2 separate regions of the Homo sapiens genome follow, and region 1 is linked to region 2. Evidence: chromatin loops called from intact Hi-C (ENCODE). Cell type or tissue: A673. All regions are shown on one strand.

Region 1 (8,000 bases), 320 kb after region 2:
CATCATCTGGAAGTTTGTTGGAAATGCAGAATTTCAGGCCCCTCCAGACCTACATTAAAGTTTGAGGCCAGCGCGGTGGCTCACGCCTGTAATCCTGGCACTTTGGGAGGCTGAAGTGGGTGGATCACGAGGTTAGGAGATCGAGACCATCCTGGCTAATACGGTGAAACCCCGTATCTACTGAAAATACAAAACATTAGCCAGGCATGGTGGCAGGCACCTGTAGTCGCAGCTGCTCAGGAGGCTGAGGCAAGGGAATGGCGTGAACGCGGGAGGCGGAGCTTGCAGTGAGCCGAGATTGTGCCACTGCACTCCAGCCTGGGTGACAGAGCAAGACTCCATCTCAAAAAAAAAAAAAAAAAGTTTGAATACCATTGTACTGAAGGAAACATACAGTCAGTTACTTAACTTATTTTTTCATTTTCTTTCTTTCTTTCTTTTTTTTTTTTCTTTTTTGAGACAGGGTCTCACCATTTTGCCCAAGCTGGTCTCAAACTCCTGGGCTCAAGCAATCCTCCTGCTTCGGCCTCCCAAAGCATTGAGATTACAGGCGTGAGTCACAGCACCCAGCCAAGTGACTTAACTTTTGTTAACAACTTCATGCAAAGATAATAATTTTCTGAAAAATAATTATTTAAAATATACCCACTGCTGGCCGGGCATGGTGGCTCACACCTGTAATCCCAGCACTTTGGGAGGCTGAGGCGGACAGCTTACTTGAGGTCAGGAGTTCAAGAGCAGCCTGGCCAACATGGCAAAAACTGCTCTCTACTAAAAATACAAAAATCAGCCGGGCATGGTGGAGCATGCCTGTAGTCTACTCAAGAGGCTGAGGCAGGAGAATCACTTGAACCCAGGAGGTGGAGGTTGCAGTGAACTGAGATCACACCACTGCACTCCAGCCTGGGTGACAGAGCAAGACTTTATCTCAAAAACATAAAATAAAATAAGGCCGGGTGTGGTGGTTAACGCCCGTAATCCCAGCACTTTGGGAGGCAGAGGCGGGTGGATCACTTCAGGTCTGGAGCTCGAGACCAGCCTAGCCAATATGGTGAAACCTCATCTGTACCAAAAATATAAAAACATTAGCCGGGTGTGGTGGTGCATGCCTGTAATCCCAGATATTCGGGAGGCTAAGGCAGGATAATCGCTTGAACCCGGGAGGTGGAGGTTTCAGTGAGCCAAGATCGTGCCACTGCACTCCAGCCTAGGCAACAGAGTGAGACTCTGTCTCAAAATTAATTAATTAATTAATTAATTAAAATACAAATACAAAAATTAGCCAGGCATGGTGGTGTGTGCCTGTAATCCCAGCTACTTGGGAGGCTGAGGGAAGAGAATCACTTGAACTTGGGAGGCAGAGGTTGCAGTGAGCCAAGATCCCACCACTGTACTCCAGCCTGCATGACAAAGTGAGACTCTGTCTCAAAAAATAAATAAATAAATGAAGTATACCCACTGCCACATCAGCATAAAGATTAGTGTTTTGTATCTCTTGCTGACTGCCTATAAAATCATGCAATCATTGTAGAGAGTTTTGAAAATGCAGAAAGTGGGAAAAACTATCCATAACTTAAAAGTTCACAATTGCATTCACTTTTCTTCTCTTAAACATAAAAATATACATATTTACAAAATTGGGATTATGGCATATATAAGATTTATATCTTACTTTTTACTTATGTATCATGACTATTTTCAGCAGTGCTTTTTAAAAAAAATTAGAATGGTGACTATTTAAGATTTCCTGAGTATAAAGTAAAATGATGAGTGAAGGCAGGCAATAAATGTGACATCCAGTTATAAAACATCAGAGTTGGGCTGGATGTGGTGGCTCAGACCTGTAATCCTAGCACTTTGGGAGGCCAGGGCAGGAAGATTGCTTGAGCCCAGGAGTTCAAGACCAGCCTAGGCAATGGAGCAAGACCCCATCTGTAAAAATAATTAAAAGGCCAGGTGTGGTGGTTCATGCCTGTAATCCCAGCACTTTGGGAGGCCAAGGCAGGAGGATCACTTGAGGCCAGGAGTTCAAGGCTGAAGTGAGCTATGATCCTGCCACTGAACTCCAGTTGGGTGACAGAGTGAGATCTTGTCTTTAAAAAGAAAGGGGACTGGGTGCAGTGGCTCATGCTTGCAGTCAGGAGTTTGAGACTAGCCTGGCCAACGTGGTGAAACCTCGTCTCTACCAAAAATACAAAAATGAGCCAGGCAGTGTGGTGGTAGGTGCCTGTAATCCTAGCTACTCAGGGGGCTGAGGCAGGAGAATCGCTTGAACCCAGGAGGCAGGGGTTGCAGTGAGCCGAGATCATGCCACTGCACCCCAACCTGGGTGACAGAGCAAGACTTTGTCTCAAAATATAAAAAATAATTTTTTTAAAAAATTAGCCAAACGTGGTGTTACTGCACCTATAGTCCTAGCTACTCAGGAGGCTGAAGCGGGAGGATCACTTGAGCCCAGGAGACTGAAGTTGCAGTGAGCTATAATCACAGCTCTGCACTCCAGCCTAGGTGACAGAGTGAGAATATCTCCCTAAGAAATAATAATAATAATAATTAATAAATAAAATAAAATATCAGAGTTGAAATAGGCCTTAGACATTATCTTGTTTAAAATTTTTGGTTATAGTTGGACAGACTTAAGCCCAGGAAGCAAAACTGACTCATCAAAGATAATTTGCTTAGGTAAACAAATTTATTGATTGAACTATTATTATGTATCAGAATCTGTGGTAGGGTGACCAGTTGTCCTGGTTTGCCTGGAACTGAGGAGTTCCAGGGACATGAGATTTTCAATGCTAAAACTGGAACAGTCAGGGTAATCACTCTATGGTTCTCCCTGTGTACATGTTAATAAATTTGTATGAGCTGGGCACAGTGGCTTATGCCTGTAATCCCAGCACTTTGGGAGGTCAAGGCAGGTGGATCACTTGAGCTGAGTCCGAGACAAGCCTGAGCAACATAGAAAAACCTCGTCTCTACAAAAAAAAAAAAAAAGAATAAATGTGTTTGCCTTTTTTCCAAAAAACAAAACTAAAAAACAAAAAATAGCCTGGGGTCTGGTGGTGTGTGCCCATAATCCCAGCTACTCAGGAGGGTGAGGCAGAAGGACTGCTTGAGCCCAGCCCTGGGCAACATAGCAAGACCCCATCTCAAAAAAACAAAACAAAACTGGAATAATCCCAAGCAAACCTGGACAGTTGGTTGCTCTATTACTAGGCCCTGGAGACAGAACAACTTATGAGATATGACTTCTGCTCTCAAGTCGGAGAGACATGTGAGCAAATCATTACAATATGATATGTACCAAAAGAGCTCCCACACTGTAAGTGAGGCAAGATTTCTGAGGTCCTGAAACCTCTAGGACAAGAAGGGAGTTAAGCAGATTAAAGCCAGAGTAGGAATGGGGCCATTTGGAAAGCATCGAGTCTGAACCATCAGTACAGTAAAAGACACAGTAGTAAAAAATAATAGCTAAGAATTTACTGATAATTTAGCTATGCGCCAGGCATTATGCTATATATTATCTGCTTTAATCTTTACAACCCCATAAGGTTGGATTTGTCATATGAGTGATGAAGACACCATTGGAGAGTTTTAAGCAGAAGAGTAATATAATTGTGTGCTTTAAAGATAAATGATCACTATGGCAGTATGTAAAGAGCTTTTAAAAAATCCAATACACGTACACACTCTTTTGAAATATCTGTAATCCCCCAAACCCAGTTTCATAAAAGAGATTCCAGATTCACAATACAGTTTAAAACCAAATTGTTTAACATCTTAACTCCTCTATTCTTTTTATTTTTTCTGTTCTTCCATTGGCTTTCTACCAATGTACAAACTCTGTAAGGAAGTTATTAGGTTCTATGGCAAGGGCTCCCTCTGTTGGTTGTGCAGCAACACAACAGCAACTATTTGACATCCAGCAGAAACAATTGCTTTAGGTTTTTACAGTAATCCTTTTTTAAAGAAAATCAGAGATCTTTCCTCTAAATTTCAATAATTTGTGAAATATGGAAACAAATATAAGACCCAGTTATTCAGTCTTTGAAGTTTAAACCAAAGAAAAATTTTCTTACTTGCAGTCACCATTTTCACTGGCATCATTCCATGTCTTCATCAAAGAGCCATTTACATTCATTAAACTGGACAGCTATTTGAATTTCATAATAGAATTATCCAGACCTTCATTTCCTATTATGCCCATAGTCATACAAATGAACTTTGTTATCACTTATCAGTAATAATCACTCATTGAGAATGTCATTTCTATACAGCTCCCAGATCGCCTAAGCCCATGACAGATTGGCTCCCAATTCCTCCAAATGAATGCCTGGCAGCGGCTGCAATAAAAGCTCCACCATGTAGGACTAACCCCTTCAGGCTGTAGACAGAATAATTTGCTCATTCAACCAAGATCCACTTCTACTTGCTCCAAACCAATTCTGCTCTTGGGAGACAGTTTAATAACGTAGACACTAAACTCAAGAACCCCCTGGTGTAGTGTGGAAGATATTTAACATTTGAAGCATGGCTCCAACTTGAAGCAGACTACAATAAATGTCATTAACATAGTACAATGCGCCATAAAAGCAGAAGGAAATAGCAAGTATGATTGAGAGACTTCAGGCAGACATCTTGGAGAAGGTACTATCTGGCTTGAACAGGACAAAAGATCCATGGTGTCAGGAATGTTTGTTTTGTCCATCACTGTATCCTAAGTTCCTGTAACTTTCATTGGCACATGGTAAGTGCTTAGTAAATAGTTACTGAATGAATGAGTAGATTTTTGAAATCAATAGGAATTTTACTTACAGGAAAAGGCAGAGAAAAAGAATTTCCCTTTTGAAAATGCTTATCCTCAAAACCTAAACAAACCTTTTGTTTGTTTAGCCTGCCAAAACCCTTCCCTTGGCTCTCTAATTTCTTCAGGATGAAATACTGTCCCTGTCTGCCAGGCATGGTAGCTCATGCCTATAATCCCAGCACTTTGGGAGGCTGAGGGAGGAGAATCACTTGGGGCCAGGAGGTCACCAACGTGGGCAACATAGCAAGACCATGTCTCTATATATTTTTATTATTATTATTAACAGAGTGTGGTGGCACACACCTCTAGTCCCAGCTACTCAGGCGGCTGAGGTGGAAGGATAGCTTGAGCCCAGGAGTTTGAGGCTACAGTGAGTTGTGATGGAGCCACAGCACTCCGGCCTGGACAACCTGGTCTCAAAAAAAACAAAAAGAAAAGAAAAGAAAAAAAGAGCCCACGTATTTTCCCTTTATCTGCCTTTTTCACCATTAGCTTCATCTTCAGGCTGGTAACAGGATGGCTACAGAGGTTTCAAGCATCACAAAATCCAGAGGAAGAAGAGGAACTTCTTCTTTCTGTAGAATAAGGAAGTATTTTCCAGAAGCTCCCCACAATACTTTCCCTTGTCCACTTGGCCATCCCTAAATCACTCACTAGCAAGGGGGATGATGTTCCCATAAATAGTTTGGCTGATCATCTAAGGTAGAGTGGAAGTTGGTGACCTTTTATGTTAGTTACTGCAGTAAGGTCTTGCTGTAACTCCTCAGCCCCCAGAATTGGATACCTTATGTCTCTGTGTATCTGCTTTTGTGACCCTGCCCTGAAACTCACTACCATGTTCATACCCTAGACCTTGTCCCTACCAATAAATGTGTCTCTCCATAATTTCAATTTCAGGGATCCCACCCTCTGACTTTCTATATTTCCAGCTCACTTTTTTAATATCAACTCCAACAATCTTCCAATCCCACAGGGACCTATATGCCACTGATGATCTTACCACATTCCTTTTCACAATCTTCCATCCCCTACACAAATTCTTCTATATCCAGCTTAAATATCATGGTCAATCATTATAATCACTCTCTTGCATATCCCCTGGACTCCCTTGCTCCCTTCACTTCATGGTACTCTCTTGGCAAATCTGCAGTTCTGCTTGTATCCAACTCTCTGCTTACTCAGTACCTGGACCAAGACCTGGAGTAGGACTGGAGAAAAATACATACCAATGTTAATTAGTCTTACTCTACGCTTAATGTCTTTACTGCTGAATAGTAAAGCTGCTTAGCAATTACAACGTATTTCTCCAGTCCATTTTATGTTTCATTCTCTGAGATGACCTCCATGAGATCTCCTGTCTCCTAAAACTTTCAATACCTCCTTTTGATTTTTTTGTTTTTTCCTGCAAATGCTATGGTGACTTACCTTCTTTTCAGTGCTTGTTTTCCAGCTGCTTACTTTGCTTATTTTACCGAGAAAACACAGGCAACTAGAGGGGAATTTCCATATGTTCCCATCACCCCCATCTAACTCCTAGCTACATCAGTGCTCACACCTCTGCTTTCTCTGTTAATGTGGATGCAGTCTGTGATCTAGCAGACCCATTCTTATTATGCAGTAGATTCCATCCCTTCCCATCAACTCAAAGAAATTTCCCCCAGCAATTCTTCCATTCTATATTCTGCATCACCAATATTTTTTATTTTATTTATTTATTTATTTATTTATTTATTACTAGATCAGGAATAATTTTGCCATCCCCCTTCCACAAGAGACATTTGGCAATTTCTGGAGACTCTTGTGGTTATCACAACCCAGGAAAGAAGCAGGGCGCACTACTGGCCTCTAGTGGACAGAATGCTAAGAAGCTTTCTAAACATCTTACAATGCAGAGGATGGCCCTTCTTAACAAAGAATTATTCTGCCTAAAATGTCAGTCCCAAATTGAGAAACCCTGTACTAGGCCATTCCTATAAGCACATAAACACACACACACAAGTGCTATTATTTCTCCCATTTTAAAAATCACCCTCCCGTGACTCCACATACCCTTCCAATTTCAATCCTATTTCCTGCTCCCGTTTACTGAAAAGTCCTCAAAAGTCTTATCTAATCTCACTGTGTCCACTTCCTTTCCTCTAAGTCTCACTTAGACTTTCCCAATCTGGCTGTGACCCAATATCCCATTGGAATTGCTTTTGTCAAGACCACAAATGGCCTCCATGTTGTTAAGTCCCAGGGTCAATTCTCAGCAGCACATGATTGAATTGATTACTCCCTTTACCTAGAAGTGCCTCCTTCATTTGACTGCTAGAATCTACCCTCTCCTTGTTTTCTTTCTATTCTTTTTTTTAGGTTCATGCTAATTACTTTTTTTACTTTTTTATTAATACATGATAATTGTACATATTTGTGTGGTACATGTCATACTTTGATACATGCATACAATGTGTAATGATCAAATCAGGGTATTTAGGATATGCATCACCTCAAATATTTATCATTTATTTTTGTCCAGAACGTTTCAAATCTTCTCTTCTAGCTATTTGGAAATATACAGCACATTGGTGTTAACTATATTCACCCTACTGTGCTGCCAAACTCTAGAACTTATTCCTTCTATCTAACCATATGTTTGTACCCGTTAACAAATCTCTCGGCATCCTCCTACCCCCACCCAGCCTCTGGTAACTATCATTCCACTCTCCACCTCTATGAGATCAACATTTTACAGCTCTCACATATGAGTGAGAACATGCAATATTTGTCTTTCTGTGCCTGGCTTTTTTCACTTAATCTAATTTGAATAATTCCCCCTCAGTCTCCCTTTCTGGTTGCCCATATACTGACCTCTAAATGTTGGAGTTCCTGAAGCTCATTCCTTGCACTTTTCTCTTGTATGTACTTGCTCCCTGGGCAGCCTCATTCAGTCCTGTGACTTCAAATATCATCTACGTACTGATAGATCCCACATTTTTATCTCTAGCCTGGATCTCTCCCCTGAACTACAACTCATGTGTCAAACTGCCTACTTAGCAGCTCCACCTGAATATTTAAAATGCATATAAAGCTTAGCATGTCCAAACTGAGCTTCAGATCTTTCCCTTGAATCCTGCTTCTTCCTCAGTCTCATTCTTCAAAGTAAACAATTCCAGTCTTTCATTTCCTTATGGTTAAACCTTGGTATAACATT
Region 2 (8,000 bases):
TCAATCTTAATCATTTGACAGAATTTTGTATAAGCAAACACATTTTATTACACTCTACAGCACCGTGAAGATATTGCATTTTTAAAAAATTGAAGGGGCCGGGCACATTGGCTCACGCCTATAATCCTAGCACTTTGGGAGGCCAAGGCGGACTGACTGACTGAGCTCAGGAGTTCAAGACCAGCCTGGGCAACACAGTGAAACCCCGTCTCTACTAAAATACAAAAAATTAGCTGAGCATGGCAGCATGTGCCTGTAGTCCCAGCTACTCGGAAGGCTGAGGCAAGAAAATCACTTGAACGCGCGAGGCACAAGTTGCAGAGAGCCGAGATTGCGCCACTGCACTCCCGCCTGGGTGACAGGGCAAGACTCCATCTCAAAAATAAAAAAGAAAGAAAAAATTAGAGGTTTATGGCATCCCTGCATCGAGCAAGTCCATCAGAACCATTTTTCCAATAGTACACGCTAATTGCATGTTTCTGTGTCACATTTTGGTAATTCTTGCAATGTTTCAAACTTTTTCACTATTATTATATATATTATGGTAATCTATGATCTTTGATGTTACTATTGTAATTGTTTTGAGGCGCCACAAACCATGCCCACAAGACAATGAACTTCATCAATAAATGTTGTATGTGTCCTCACTGCTCTGCTGACCTGCCAGTTCCCCATCTCTCTCCTCCTTGGGAGTCCCTATTCTCTCAGACACAATATTGAAACGAGGCCAATTAATAATCCAACAATAGCCTCTAAGTGTTCAAGTCATGTTTCTCATTTTAAATCAAAAGCTTAAAATGATTAAGCTTAATGAGAAAGAAATGTTGAAAGTTGAGATAAGCTTAAAGCAAGGTTTTTTTGCACCAAATAGCCACATTGTGAATGCAAAGGAAAAGTTCTTGAGGGAAATTACGTGTTACTCTAGTGAATATACAAATAATAAGAAAGCAGAACAGCCTTACTACTAATATAGAGAAAGTTTTAGTGGTCTGAATAGAAGATTAAACCAGTCGAAACTTTTGCTTAAGCCAAAACCTAATGCAGAGCAAGGACCAAACTTGCTTACATTCTACGACACAGGTGAGGACACGCAGAAGAAAAGTTTGAAGCTTGCAGAGGTTGGCTCAAGAAGTTCAAGGAAGGAAGTCATCTCCATAACATGAAAATGCAAGGTGAAGCAGCAAGTGCTGATGTAGAAGCTGTAGTAAGTTTTATTCAGGACCTAGCTAATTGATGAAGATGCTTACACTAAACAGCAGTAGTAACATTCTATGTGGATAAAACAGCCTTCTATTGGAAGAAAACATCATCACAGCAAAAGAGAAGTCAATGCCTGGCTTCAAAGCTTCAAAGGGCAGGCTGACTTTCTCATTAGGGGCTAATGCAGATGGTGACTTTCAACTGAAGCCAATGCTTATTGACCATTCTGAAAATCCTAGGTCTCTTCAGAATTATGCTAAATCTATTCTGCCTGTGCTCTCTAAATGGAACAACAAAGCCTGAATGACAGCACATCTCTTTACCATATGGGTTACTCAATATTTTAACCCAGCTTCTGGGACCTACTGCTTAGAAAAACAGATTCCTTTCAAACTATTACTATTCATTGACAATGCACTTGGTTACTCAAGAGCTCAGATAGAGATGTACAAAGAGATCAAAGTTGTTTTTCTGGCTGCTAACACAACATCGATTCTGTAGCTCATGGGTCAAGGATTATTTTTGAATTTCAAGTCTTGTTATTTAGAAAAACGAGGCGGGCGGATCACGAGGTCAGGAGATCGAGACCATCCTGGCTAACACGGTGAAACCCCGTCTCTACCAAAAATACAAAAAATTAGCCGGGCATAGTGGCGGGCGCCTGTAGTCCCAGCTACTCGGGAGGCTGAGGCAGGAGAATGGCATGAACCCGGGAGGCGGAGGTTGCAGTGAGCCGAGATTGCGCCACTGCACTCCAGCCTGGGCAACAGAGCCAGACTCCATCTCAAAAAAAAAAAAAAAAAAGAAAAAGAAAATACATTTCATAAAGCTATAATAGCTGCTGTAGATAGTGATTCCTCTTATGGATCTGGGCAAAGTACACTGAAAACTTTCTGGAAAGGATTCACCATTCTAGATGCCATTCATAATTCATGGGAAGAGGTCAAAATATCAACATCAACAAGAGTTTGGGAGAAGTTGATTCTCACCCTTATGGATAATTTTGAGGGATTCAAGACTTCAGCAGAGGAACTGCAGATATGGTGAAGACAGCAAGATAACTAGAATTAGAAGTGGAGTGTGAAGATATGCATGAATTGCTGCAATCTTATGATAAAACCTGAATAGATACGAAGTTGCTTCTTATGGATGAGCAAAAAAAGTGGTTTCTTGAGATGAAAATCTACTCCTGATGTAGATGCTGTGAACACTGTTGAAATGTAAACAAAGGATTTAGACTATGACATAACCTTAACTGATAAAGCAGCAGTAGGGTTTGAGAGGATTGACTCCAATTTTGAAAGAAGCTCTAGTTTGTGTAAAATGCTATCAAACAGGCTGGGCGCGGTGGCTCATGCCTATAATCCCAGCACTTTGGGAGGCCGAGGCAGGCAGAACACCTGAGGTCAGGAGTTCGAGACCAGGCTGCCCAACATGGTGAAACCCTATCTCTACTAAAAATACAAAAAAAAGTAGCTGGGTGTGGTGGTGGGTGCCTGTAATCCCAGCTACTCAGGAGGCTGAGGCAGGAGAATCGCTTGAACCTGGGAGGCGGAGTTGCAGTGAGCCGAGATTGCGCCACTGCACTCCAGCCTGGGCAACAACAGCGAAACTCCGTCTGGAAAAAAAAAAAAAATTGCTATCAAACAGCACTGCATGCTACACAGAAACCTCTCATGAAAGAAGGCCAACCAATGCAGCAAATGTAATTGTTGTCTTATTTTAAGAAATTGCTAGAGCCACCCCAACTTTCAGCAACCACTATCCTGATCAGTCAGCACCTATCAACGTTGAGGCAAGACCCTTCACCAGCAAAAAGATTAATACTTGCTGAAGGCTCAGGTGATAATTAGCATTTTTTTTAACAATAAAGTGTTTTAAAATTAAGGTACATGCTTTTCTTTTTAAGACATAATGCTACTGCACACTTAATGGGCTACATAATAGTGTAAATATAACTTATATGCACTGGGAAACCAAAAAATTAGTGACTCACTTTATTCAGATATCTACTTTACCGCATTGGTCGGGAACTGAGCCTAAAATAGTTCTCACTTTTTGAGGCTAACGATGCCTTTTTCCCCTATGGCCCTGGGTAAATGGTCACCTTTTTTACTGCTTCCCTGAATCTTCACGAAAATTTTACTAGACATTATTTGAAATGTACACGCCAGGCTTTTATAGCTCCTTCCTTGTATGACAAGACACCAGCAGGACTTACTTCCCCATCTGGGCAAGACAAACTTAAGAAAATGGCCAGAACCTGCAGATGGCGCCAAAAGCAACCTCTAGTGACACTCATTGTTCATTAGCATAAGATACTCCGACCAACACCATGATACTTTACAAATGCCACAACTCAGAAGTTACCACTCCTTTTCTAGGGATTTCTGAAAAACCTGTGCCTTAATTTGCATGTAATTAAAAGTGGGTGTAAATTATTAACCAACAGCCCACAAGGGCTCTCGGCACACTGCCTATAGGTTAGCCCTGCTCCGCAAGGTGGCAGTGTGAGTTTAATAAAGTTGCTGTGTTTCACTGCTGACTCATTCTTGAATTCTTTTCTGTGCAAAGCCAAGAAACCTCCCAGGCTAAGCAAATCTTGGGTCTCGCATACCCTGCATCATTGCTAGAGAACAGAGGTCTTATATCTCATCTCCAGGCATAAGACCAGTCTTCAGCCCCTAGTATCTACATCCAGTTGAGAGGGCCAGTTGCTGAAAGCAACTGTAGAAATGATGCAGGGTATGTGAGACCCAAAATTTGGGGCTTAGTCTGGGAGGTTCTGATAAAACCATTGCAATGACACTGATTTCCCTTTTTGGTTCTAGTACCTGACAATTGTCTATTTTTGCTTTCTAGCTTGACCATATTTAGTATTTTTGTTGTTAATACTTTATTCTACTGGCTGATTTTATTTAGTATTAAAGAGGGTCTTCAGTCTACCAGACCATTTGAAAGTCTATTGTTTATTATTTTCTTCATTCTGTCTTAAAACTAATTTCTTAAACATAAAAATAAAACCATCCCATACCCTGGTATACCCTCCATCAACACTTCATAATTTTAATATTTGCTATATGTTTTTAATTTATTGTTTTGAGACAGAGTCTCACTCTGTCACCTAGCCTAGAGTATAGTAGTGTGATCACAGCTCACTATAATACTGAACTCCTAAACTCAAGTGATCCTCCCACCTCAGCTCCCAAGTAGCTAGGACTACAGGCGAGCACCACCAAACCCAGCTAATTTCTTTACTTTTCGTAGAAATGGAGTCTCACTATTACCTAGGCTGGTCTTGAGGTACTGGTCTCATACAATCCACCTGCCTCAGTCTCCCAATGCACAAGGATTACTGGCATTAGCCACCATGCACAGCCAACTGCCCTATATATTTCAAACCCACTTTCTAAAAAAGTCAGAAATGTTTATAGATGATTTAAGTCTCCATCCCTTCTCCATCTTATTTTCTTTTCTTTCTTTTTTTTTTTTTTTTTTTTTTTTTTTTGGAGACAGGGTCTCACTCTGTCACCTGGGCTGGAGTGCAGTGGTGCAGTCACAGGTCACTGCAGCCTCAACCTCCCGAGCTCAAGCAGTTCTCCTGTCTCAGCCTGTAATGTAGCTGAGACTACAGCCATGGACCACCATGCCCAGCTAATCTTTGTTTTTCGTTTTCTGTTTTTGTAGAGACAGGGTTTTGCCATGTTGCCCAAGTTGGTATCTCATTTCTTTTCCTTCTTCCCTTCCCAGAAGTGTGAGAAAGTTATACCACCATGTTTTTTATATTTTTACATTATATATGAATTCATATTAAAGAATACTGAATTTTTTTGTTTTTCAAAGTATTCTATAAATCATACCAATCTGAATCTATTGTTTTGTTACAAAAGTAATGGTTTCCAGCTGTCCCTATACTCATTTATTTCTTATTTATTTCATTTTATTTATTTTCAGACTGTAGATTTTGGGGGTTTGTTGTTTTATTTATATATTTTAATTAACAAAAATTGAATATATTTATCACGTACAATATAATGTTTTGAAATATGTATACATTGTAGAATGGCTAAATGGGGCTAACATATGTATTACCCTACATATTTTAGCATTTTTTTGGTGAGAACACCTACAATCAACTCTCTACCCAACTTTCAAAAATATGATACATATATTCTTTTTTTCTTTTTTTTCTGAGACAGGGTCTTACTCTGTTGCCCAGGCTGGAGTGCAGTGGCACAGTCTCAGCTCACTGCAACCTCCCTCTCCCAGGTTCAAGCAATTCTCCTGTCTCAGCCTCCCAAGCAGCTGAGATTACAGGCACTTGCCACCATGCCCAACTAATTTTTGTATTTTTAATAGAGACGGGATTTCACCATGTTGGTCAGGCTGGTCTCGAACTCCTGATCTTGTGATCCACCCCCCTCGGCCTTCCAAAGTGCTGGGATTACAGGTGTGGGCCACTGCACCCAGCCTCTAATACATACATTCTTATTAAGTACTGTCATCATGTTATACAATACAGCTCATGAACTTACCCCCCTAACTGAAATTTTGTATCCTTTGACCAATACCTCCCCAACTCCCCAGACTCTAGTTTTGATAAAACCAGTCATTCAAATCCTCCTTTAACTATCACTACCATCCTTTTCCTCAAAAAGACAACTGGTTTAATTTCGTATGTGTGTTTTTGTGTTTTAACAAATAAGAATGCTCCAACTATTGCCCTGAAGCAGCTCACTGTCTAAGAGGACAAAAGCATGTAAACAATACTATAGTAGGATATGTGCTATAATAGTATGTAAAATGTGTAAAACGACTAAAAAGAGACAGTAAATGACCTACAGAAAATAAAGGTATGCATTCCAGAGGACACAGTACTTGAGCAGGCTTCGTGCTTCTCAAGATGAAATGGAGTACGTCAGGCAAATAAAAGGTGGAGAACATTCCATACAGAGAAAACATTATGGCCAAAGACACAGATGTATGAAATTAAGGTACGTTCTGGAAAGTAAAAGTAGGTCAAATCAAGAATACCTAGTACCCAGATCTTATTTTCTAATACCACTGTTCAATAAAAGGAACCAGTGTTCCTTGTAGAAATGGCTAATTCTAGGACTGATATTAGGAAGGCAATATACAAGACGAACCTGGAACACCTTGTAGTGCCAGAATGCAAGTAAGTGTTCAAATGTAAACACCACACATACATACACACGTACACTAATGATGGGGATACGACAAACGAATACGTCAAAGGGATATAAAGCTAACTGAACTCCCAATGGCCAAAGCTAAAACATTTGTTTTTTTGTTTTGTTTTGTTTTGAGATGGAGTCTCACTCTGTCACCCAGGCTGGAGTGCAGTGGCGCAATCTCAGCTCACAGCAACCTCCGCCTCCCAGGTTCAAGTGATTCTCCTACCTCGGCCTCCTGAGTAGCTGGGATTACAGGAGCACCACCACACCTGGCTAATGTTTGTATTTTTAGTAGAGATGGGGTTTTGCCATGTTGGCCAGGCTGGTCTTGAACTCCTGACCTCAGGTGGTCCGCCCACCTCGGCCTCCCAAAGTGCTGGGATTACAGGCATGAGCCACCGCACCCAGCCAAAAGCTAAAACATTTCAACAAAGTGAAGTAGTATTGAATTACAACCTAAATTATAAAATAAATATCCATGAGTCCAGATAGATATAAATAAATGATTTAATAAATAAATAAACAGGGAAGAGACAAATTCCTTATGTAAAAGAATTTCAAATAATTTATGTAGCTACTCCACCCTCAAGGAGGTTGAGTATAATTTCCTATTCCTAAAGTATGGGATGCACATAGTAACTTCCTTCCCAAGGGCGACAGCACAGGTAGTGGGGAGAAAGAGTACCTTTACAGTGGAGAAACCTAACAACGCTCAGTCAGGTGATCAAGGTCAATATCAACAATGCTAAGTCATGTTAAAATATAATGTGATGAAAATGGTACTTTACCTCTGTGGTCTTCCTTCCCAAGTCCCATAGTTCCAGTTTAATCATGAGAAAAAGATTAGACAAATCCCTACTGATGTACACTTTACAAAATACTTGAACAGTATTCTTGAAAACTGTCAGCCATCAAAAACAAGGAATGGCTGTGAAACTAACACAGAAGGAGGAGCCTAAGGAAGTATAGTAACTAAATCTAATGTGGTATCTTAGATGGCATCCTGGAACAGAAAAGAACATTAGGTAAAAATATCATATATTATGTATTAAAAATACATGTAAATATACATTAGGGTTAGAGCTACCTACACCTAACCCTAATATAGGTATAAATATGTGATGTTTATAATAAATATTTATATTACATATGTAATATATGTATGTTCCACTAGTTACATTATTCCTTTTTTATACCAACATGTAACAGTTCTTTGTTTTCTAAGTACCCTCCTGGCCAGGAAGAAATGCTTCCTCATTCTAATTAGTGTTTTCTCCCTTCAGTTTACTGCTGACTAACAGAAACGGCTGTTGTGAAAGTTAATTATATAAATTCTTGTGATACCCAACTAAATCAGAGACAAGGAGCCAGAGGGAAAAAGCTCTCAGAGCACATAGTACTTGCTGCAAGAATTATTTTCCACAAGCCCAGTTGCTGAAATGGCCTTCTATAACCCTAAGAACATTTTCACCTAGCAGCTGCTGAAACAACCTGTTGTTGCTCTAAGACTGGTTTTACCTACCACTATCACTTGCCAATCTGAGCTTGCCAGCTCACAAAAGCTTCTGTAGTACCAATTAGCTTTCCTTCAAAACAATATATAAC

What was found. Hi-C counts contacts between places; a loop is a spot of excess contacts. Peaks named below come from ENCODE experiments on the same cell type or tissue, not always from the same donor. Only the 100,000 strongest peaks of a DNase experiment are listed, where the experiment ranks them.
Region 1: it touches region 2 in a loop (7-fold over the local background); 25 of 110 quality-filtered maps call a loop at or near these places.

Annotation. Positions count from the first base shown.
Region 1 is chr1:51,185,732-51,193,731 of GRCh38, forward strand. No RefSeq gene overlaps it. Among named protein-coding and RNA genes, the nearest start is that of LINC01562, 45 kb to the right of the region's middle. RefSeq lists enhancers at 1-263, 264-763. In A673, CTCF peaks have their summits at 3,882 (motif pointing left) and 6,671 (motif pointing left); DNase peaks (open chromatin) are centred at 3,850 and 6,630.
Region 2 is chr1:50,870,079-50,878,078 of GRCh38, forward strand. The region is part of intron 1 of FAF1 (Fas associated factor 1); the gene reads right to left. Among named protein-coding and RNA genes, the nearest start is that of FAF1, 86 kb to the right of the region's middle. RefSeq lists an enhancer at 3,579-3,873. In A673, a CTCF peak has its summit at 3,538; a DNase peak (open chromatin) is centred at 3,583; H3K27ac peaks cover 1,156 bases.